Regions from separate parts of the Homo sapiens genome. Here region 2 is linked to region 1. A link is a contact called in ENCODE POLR2A ChIA-PET data. All regions are on one chromosome and are shown on one strand. Each heading gives the region's core, a stretch centred on a gene start or an enhancer-like site at or near the end of the contact. The rest is flanking DNA. Distances are from core to core; before and after follow the strand shown. Region 1 overlaps LGR6 (leucine rich repeat containing G protein-coupled receptor 6). Region 2 holds the start of KDM5B (lysine demethylase 5B).

Region 1 (4,774 bases), core at 1,146-3,645:
AGGAGTTCAACAGCAGGTAAGAGGAATGATAGAGTTTGATGACAATTGGTTTATAGGTGTGAAGGAAATGGGAAAAATTAAAACTCCTCAGTAAGGGGAGATCACTCCCAGAAGGCAGTGTTTTCCCCTTTGGATCAGAAGCTCCCTGGGGACAGGAGTCTGTCTCCTGAAACGGAACTTCATGGAGCAGGTGGGTAAGGATGGGGAAGACAGACAGAAGCTTTAAATCCCCAGGCTCGCAGGAGTCCCGTCCTTACCCATCTATGTTGGGTGAGGCCTGCCCATTGCCTTTATATTTGAACAACATCTTGGAGGCCAGCCTGATTTTCTTCCCCTTGTCAGTGATTTCCTTCTTCTGCCTGAAGATGTTTTTAAATTCTTGAATTTAATAGTTTAACTAGGATATGTCACAGTATGGAATAGTCAGCATCTAATTATCCTGGAACAATGTATGCTTTTGAGCTGCAGCTTCCATTCTTTCATCATCTTAGAGATTTCTTTTGTGTTATGTCTTTGAATACATCTTCAGTCTCATTTTTGGATTCTCTGCTCCAGAAACATCAATTATGTTTGTGTTAAATCACCTTTATGTCTTCAGCATTTAGTTTTTGTTTTAACATTTTTGTCTCATTCAACCATAGTCACCATGATTATCTCAGGTTTTCTCTCCGACACCAATTCAATTTTTAGCAGTGTCTGCACTGTCCCTTGTTTTAAATTTATTGACTCATTTTTTCAAGTGATGTAGTGTTGGTCCTCAACTTATTTCCTTAATCTACTGTGTCATTTTTCCTTTCACTTAAGAACATTCATCTTTGAAATGTTGTTTTATTGGATTGTTTTGTAGCAGAAGGCTACTGTGATAAATTTCCTTGTGTTCCTGGTTCATTAGTCATCTTTTCTTCTAGGCTTAAAACTTTGCCTGTCTTTTGCATCCTCTTTCTTCTGGCTTTCTGTTTCCCTGTTGTATGTTTTCATAATTTCCATGTAATGTTGTTTTTTTCCGGCTTATGCTTGGATAGCTCTGTCCAGTTGTTCAAGCTGCATCACTTCGGGTCCCCCTTTGCCTGGAATGCCCTTCCTTCTGCTTGTTCAGTTCACCTGTCCTTCAAGGCCCTGCTCTGGATCACCACCTCTATAAAGCCTGCCTCGATTCCTCTGGCCTCACCAATCTGCCTGTTCTCTGAGTGTGTCTGTAGCTCTCTCCAGTTGTAACAGAAAGCTTCGCCTTTAATTATATGTTGACTGCAGTGGTTTGCTGTTGGCTCCCATAAGTACGTCTGGCCACTGAGTCAGGCAGACTGGGTCCTGGGGAGCCCAGCCATAGAAGAAGCCTCAGACTTGAGCCCCTCTGACATCAGACCTGTCTTCTAGAGCTTAGGGGGAACTTGCTTTAGCCTTGGCCTGAGGCTCTCCTCTCCCTTTTTCCTTTAATAGGAAATCAATATGGGGTAGCCTGTGGTCAATCCAGCCTTGGAGATTGTGGCTTCAGAAGTCAGTCTTGGCCAGTCAGTTTGTTCCTGGAAACAAACGGATGGACCATTAGGGTCATTCTGTCCATGCTTCTGCCTACACTTTCCCCATGCCACCATGTGCTCTTCCATCCCCTGGCCCCAGTGCCGTGGGCACCCATTCTGATGCGTCTTTCCTTCCCGTGCAGGCATTTGCATAACAACCGCATCCAGCATCTGGGGACCCACAGCTTCGAGGGGCTGCACAATCTGGAGACACTGTGAGTTTTGAGGTCTTGGTCAAACTCTGTCCTGCCTGGTGATGAAAGCCTGGAGTCTTGGAGTGGAGGGAGCACACAGAGGGAAGAGCCAGCAGTCCTGGGATGCTGGGGTCTGGCCCCGGGCTTGTTTACCCACATGCCCCTCCCTGGCACTTTCTCTGGAATATCACTGAGAATGAATTTCTTCCTCCTTCAGGTGGTCAGAATGTGCCCTCTGGGAGTTCAGAATGGCCCAGGGAGTAGGAACCTGGGATCTCCCTGTGGGCAGAGACCACCAAAATAATGAAAATTCTGGACAGAAATGGGAACTGCAAGAAGCTCAAGGAATTAAAATATGAAGCCCGGGGAATAGAAGGCATGGGGGTGGGGCTGGGGCTGACTTGATGGCAGTTTTGACATCTGTGTAAGGGTGGCTGCTGACAGAAGGAAGAGTAATACTGCAGAGTAATGCTGGGACTGTTTGCCAATTGATCGAACTAGCTAAATGATTAATGGGGAGATGGCCCATTGAGCACTCTAGCCTTACTATAAGAAGCACCCAAGCTGTTGACTCTCAAAAAGCCATATTATTCACACATCATCATCCTGGAATTCAGTTAAGGTCAGAATACACCCAAACCCTCCCATCATTTCCTGTGGAGTCCTGCCAGTCCCCACACAGTGGGCTGAGTGGGCCCCACTTGAGCAAACAACTGGCTGGGCTCTCCAAGTGTGGCCGTTTCTGCCAGCTGGGGTCCCTCAGCATCCATGAGGGAGCTGGCTGCCATGGCCACCTGGTACAGGCCTCGGAGAGGGTCGATGGGGAGAGAAGGACCCCCAGGTCACCAAGTATGAGCCACTGAGGTTGGGGTAGAGCTCATGGTGTCAGGGGGATGCTCACAGTTTCTCTTACCCCCCACTTGCTCCACCTTGCCCTCCATAACCAACCCCCCTTATTCTCCACCCCCTCCCACATATACCCCAGGACATCAATCCTGAGGTGAGGGGTTTTCAAGAATCCGAAGCAGCAGAGGAGAAAATGCTGAGTCAAGCTGTGATCTGGGAAGCAATGTACTGGGGAAAACCATTTGGGAAAACTTATCCCAGGAGGCCTGGGCTAATGGCATTTGTGGTGGTGCAGGGAAAAGTAATAGGGAGGCTGAGACCCAAGCTCCACTCTTTTTTCCTGTGGGCACAAGACCCAGAAGTGTGGCTGCTTTCTTGGGCTTAGCCTGAAGCGGGAGAAATGGCAGAGCCAGCCCAGCTTTGCCGGCATGCTCACCCTCCGGAAGACTGAGGACTGAGGTGTGGGGGACATGCCCCAGCCTGGAGGCAGGAAAATTGGAACCTCTTCCTGCCACTGTGCGTGACTTGGGCTACATGTTCCTCCCTCTCTAGCTGTCATAGACAGCTGGGCAGTTAACTCTGGACAGTCTAGCCCACTCAATCAACATCTGAGAAAATTGATGTCCGGGGAGGTGTCATGGCCTGCCCAGAGTTACTCCCTCAGTTAGAGACAGAGCAGATCTAGGGTGCATTAATGAGAAAACATACATGAAAGTCCCTGGGGGAGAGCCTGCTGTCCTCTTTTGTCTGGGTCAAATGTGAACTGTGTGAGCCTGCTATGTGCCAGCTGTTTGGGGGAATCCTAGATGTAAGAGATGGTGCTCATTACCCTGCAAAAGCCTGTGTGCCCACAGCCACCTTCCCTCAGGAGATATAAGAGCTTTTAGGGCAGTGTTTGGAGTTGCCATGGATGAGCAGGGCAGGAGGGAGTCCAATGCCATGAACCCTGGAGTGTGGGCGCTGTTAGCTTTGCTGGGAAATCAGGTGGGGAGGGGGTACATACACTGACTATGTGTTGGCGCCTCTAAAAAACCAACTAGCAGCTGTTTCTTCACTTTTGGGGCACACTGCCTAATTCTTTCTCAATTAGCCACTGGATTGCCGCGCAGGGCATTTGGCTCAGCTGATGCTGGCTGAATTACAGAGCAATCCTGCCGCTAAGCGCCCACTGTACCTTTCATCTACAGGAGCACTTGATTCCATCACACAAAGCCCAGGGCCTGCACCCACTTTACCAATGGGAAAGCCAAGGCTAGGAGCCTGGTGGCAAAGCCCTTGGCATCAGACAGCCTGGGGTACAGTGCCACTTCTACCAGCTGTGTGACCTTGGTAAAATCATTTGCCTCTGTGAGTCTCCGTTTTCTAATCTGAAACATAATGCCAGTAATAGTTAACTAATCTTACAGGGTTGGCCTGTGGATTAAGTGAGATGATGTGTGTAAAATTCTTACAAACCCTGACAAGCTGTATAGGAGCCTGCCCTACACTCCTTTCTCCTTTCCCATCTCCTCCTCTGAGGGCCTCCATCTCAACAATACCCCCTTCTTCCTGCCCTTGAGGGGTGAGTTCTTCTTCCAACTTTTGATCTCCAATTAAAAAGGGGAAAAGTGTGTTCTTTATCCTCTGTTCCCCAGAGCATTTGCTGGGGAGCCTGCAGGGGCAGCCAGATGTGGCAGGGGGAGGAGTAGATGGGAGAATAAAAGGAGAAAGAAATGATAGTCAAACCTTTTAATTGTTGCATAATTGGCACGCTTTGCAGTCTCTGGAGCTTTTCATGTGAGCTTCTCACTGGAAGGGTATTTCTCCCTCAGGCCCCATAAATCTCTGCCACTTAGACTTCTCTCATCTCCGGCAGCAGAGGGAAGATCAAACCCCTGCGGCCCAAGCTGCGGTTTGGCTGGAGCTGTGGTTTGGCTCCTCTGCAGACTCCTCTAAGTGGGGAAAGCGGCCCCCAGCCATACCACCTGGGGAGGAGGGGCCAGGTGCGGGCATGCACACACGTGGTCACACAGGCATCTGGAACTGCACAGCCAATCATGTGCACGTGCAGCACACGTGCCACATGTTTCAAGCCCTACATGACCCTCACTCCACGTAGGCAGCCCCACCCCACAACCCAGCACAGCACAGAAATGCCCATCACAAATGCACCTGCAGCAACACACCCTCTGTTATGCCCTCAGCTCTGGAGACCAGGCTGTTTGGCTTCCAACCCTG
Region 2 (3,404 bases), core at 1-2,500, 530 kb after region 1:
GAAATCTTCGGAGGTCTCTCCGTCTGACGTTCCCCTACAAACACGGCCTCGCCCGGACCCCATCCCCACCAGCACAGCCCAGGCCTCCCCGGGGAGCCGAGCGGCTGAGCCAGAAGAAGCCGGGAGTGTGCGCGTTCGGGAGCGCGGGCGGGCATCGGGGCCCACCGCCGCCCGTCCTGCCCCCGCCGCCCCAAAAGTGTCCCCCAGACACTAACGCCCCCCACAAACATCCGCTCCGGGGCTGGACCCGCGGCTCCTCCCCGCCCCCAGCCAGCGCTGGCCGCCCCCTTCTTGACCCCGGCCCGGGGGACACCTGGAGGCCCGGGGACCAGGCGGTGGAGGGGTGCCCTGGTCTGGAGGGTGGGGCGCCCAGGTGAGGGCCGCTCCGGGCCGACGCCGCCACCACACAAAGGACCAGGGGCTCCCGCCGCCATATTGAAAACTTTCCTCCTCGCACGACAACTCGCAAGTCCCCCACCCCCACCCCACCCCATCACACACCCCCGCACCCCGGGAGCGGAGGCGAGGACCAGCCTGCCGAGCCTCGCCGGGCCCACAGTCCTCCCTCCAGCCCGCGCCTCCGCCAGGCTCCGTGAGGAAACTCCCCCGCGACCACCCCCGGCTCCTGCCATCACTCCATCCGGAACCGAACCCGAACCTCCGCACCCGGCCGCCCGAGCCCCGCGGCGACCCGGCCCTCCCATGGCACCGCCGAAGCCCCCGGTTCTCCCACGCTCCTCATCTCCCACCCTGGAGAAGCCCCCGTCTTCCTCCCCCGGCCTCAACTCCGACCTTCTAGGCAGCCCCAAACTTGACGAGGCCGGCGGGGCGACCGGCTCCCCGCCCCCCGCGCCTCGGGCCTCCCCGGACCCGCGCGTCCCCGCTCCCTCCCCCAGCCACGAGCTGGATCCGGGGTGCTGGCGTGACTCACCGGCGGCGGCCGCACCTTACAGATGCCAGTCTGCTCGGCTATGGGCCGGATCTTGTGGATGAAAGCGAAGGGGTCCGCGAACTCTTCCCAGCTGGGTTCGAAGACCGGGCACTCGGGTGGAGGCAGGAACTCGCCCAGCGGGCCCGGGCCCCCGAGGGGCAGCGCCGGGCGCGGGCCTGGGTGCAGTGTGGTGGCCGCCTCCATCACCGCAGGCTGGGCAAGGGCGAGGCGAAGGTGGGCTCCGGGACCGAGGCTGCGAGCTCCGCTCGGTCCGAGACCCGTGCAGACGCGGCTCGAGCAACAGCAAGTCCGAGTTGTACGGGCAACGGCAGCACCTTGGGCTTTTTCAGCCTCCGACGACGACGTCTCGCCGCAAGCCCACGCCGTGCGCCTCCGCCGCCACGGCGAGGAAAAAGAGTCCCACCCCACCCCCATCGACCCACCCTCCGCGCGCGGCTCCCCGCCCCGCCCCCGAATCGGGCGGGGCCGCGCCTTCCGCTGTGGATGGAGTTTATCCTTAGGGTTTCAGTTGAGCCAACTTTTATTGACCATTTACTATGTATCAGAGTTCCTGCCCTGAAGAAGTTAAGTCTGGTAGAAAGGATCAGTCCCATAAGCCAATCATTCAATCACGTCAGTACACAATGGTAGGTGCAGTAAAACCCAGGAGGGGGTTTTGGAAAGAGTATTGGAAACGGAGAAGGATTTTCCAGTAGAGATAACAGCTTGAACATACACATAGCATGTTCATGAGAAGGCAATAGTAGTAATAATAATAATAACGTAACATTTTGGGGCACTTTCATATCCTAGGCACTGTTCTAATTGCATCGCATGATTAATCACACAACCCTATGAGATAGGTACTCTTATTTCCACTTTACAATAAGGAAAGTGAGGCATAGGTAGGTTAAGCAATTTGCCATAATTCACATGGCTAATAAGTGATGGAGACTATTGGGAGGTGGAGATGTTGCAGGGAAAATAATCATCCACAAACAGTCTATGACGAGGTCAGACTTGAGAGGGGCGAAAGACTTGAAATAATCCAGACAAGGAATGATAGGATCTAAATTAAGGCAGTGGTGCTGATAATTATGAGGAAGGGATGCAAAGGTAGGAAATAAAATTAGGACATAGTGACAGATTGAGGGGGGACGACGAGGTATTAAGATTCAGATGTCTGGCGTACCTGCCTGAGTAGATGCTAGCCCGTTGGCATTGCTGGAACATTCACCCCAATTATATACAGAAGGCGAGTTACTCAAGGGAAGAAGATACTGTGTTCATTTCTGGACATTTTGAATTTGAGGTGTCTCTGGTACATACAGGTAGAAATACACAACGGGGTATCCTTCAACAGACTGAAGGGTATAAATCTGAAGGGGCGAGATCAGAATTGGAGATATAAATCTGGGAGTTATGTGCTTATGGGTGATAGCCGCTATTTAATGCTACTGTGTGTAAAGCACTGCTCTAAACGCTCTGCATGTATTAGCTCACTGAGTCTTCACAACCACCATATTGAGTAGGTACGATATTATCCTCATTTTGCAGAGCAGGCAACGGAGGCAAAGAGGTTAACGAACTTTAAGAGATACGAACACTTTTGAGGCGCCTTTTTTCTTTTGGCGGGAGACGGGGGACGGGGGTGGGGGGGTAGTGTCCAGCAGCCTCAGAAAAAAGGAGGAAGCTCAAAAAGTAGAACGTCAACATTGAAATGACCTCTTTCATCCAGAAAGCTGCCAAACGTATGCAAGGAATGTTTGTCAAGATCTTAGTTCGCTTTCAGATTCACCTAGTGGAAGGAAATCTCTTATGCTTAAGAAGTCTTCAATTAAAAGGGGGGATGGGCGTGGGGGGAGAAGAAAACCGCCTTCCCTTCAACAAATTTTTCCCAGAGGTACCGGGCCCAGGAAAGAGTTCACAGTGGTCCTGGGAGAACGTATTCCTTTTCTTAGCTCTCCAGGGCTTTGGGACCTGGAGTCTTTTCCTGCTCCCTACTGCAATGGAGAGTCAAGCCCAGGGGACAGCTAATACACTATTAAAAGAATTATCAGTGCAAGATAGATATGCGATGTGGCAAGTTATAATAGAATCTAGGTAGTGGGTATAGAGGAATTTGATGCAAATTTCTTTTAACTTTACTGAATATTTAATAATACTAAATAAAAGTTGGGTAGAAGAATTATCGTCGATGGCTCTTTGGTGCGCATTCTGGGCCTCCGAGGGTCTTGATGAAGCTCATGTAGTGTCATGTGCTCTCTCGGGAGAGCGTTGACTATTTTCACTCCTAACGTTGGCATCCTACGAGCCAGGTAGGCATAACTTTGAGACAAATTCTAGACTTACATGAGTTATGATTATTATTTAACTGAGATGGACAGGAAGAACAAGCCTAAGAAAATCTTTCCCAATTCTCAGCTGCGTCCTACGATTCCCTCTCGCTCCCAACTCTCAAGGTCTCCCAGTC

The links. ChIA-PET counts read pairs that join two places held with the same protein, here RNA polymerase II (POLR2A).
Region 2: POLR2A ChIA-PET joins it to region 1 with 12 read pairs in A673. The contact joins the promoter of KDM5B here to the enhancer-like site in region 1. POLR2A ChIA-PET finds 5 or more read pairs at or near these places in 2 of 52 experiments (A673 and MCF 10A).

What each region holds. Positions count from the first base shown.
Region 1 is chr1:202,279,121-202,283,894 of GRCh38, forward strand. It overlaps LGR6 (leucine rich repeat containing G protein-coupled receptor 6), which reads left to right. Exons shown (of 18, transcript NM_001017403.2): 6 at 1,661-1,732. Among named protein-coding and RNA genes, the nearest start is that of UBE2T, 60 kb to the right of the region's middle. Within about 2 kb of position 2,396, at least 5 of the 41 ENCODE cell types and tissues checked have a DNase peak (open chromatin) inside an H3K27ac peak, as active enhancers do.
Region 2 is chr1:202,807,171-202,810,574 of GRCh38, forward strand. KDM5B (lysine demethylase 5B) reads right to left here and starts at 1,251. Exons shown (of 27, transcript NM_006618.5): 1 at 932-1,251. The coding sequence starts at 1,135. LOC124904583 reads right to left here. Exons shown (of 3, transcript XM_047439549.1): 3 at 3,068-3,404. RefSeq lists silencers at 136-205, 306-425, 826-1,025, 1,056-1,265.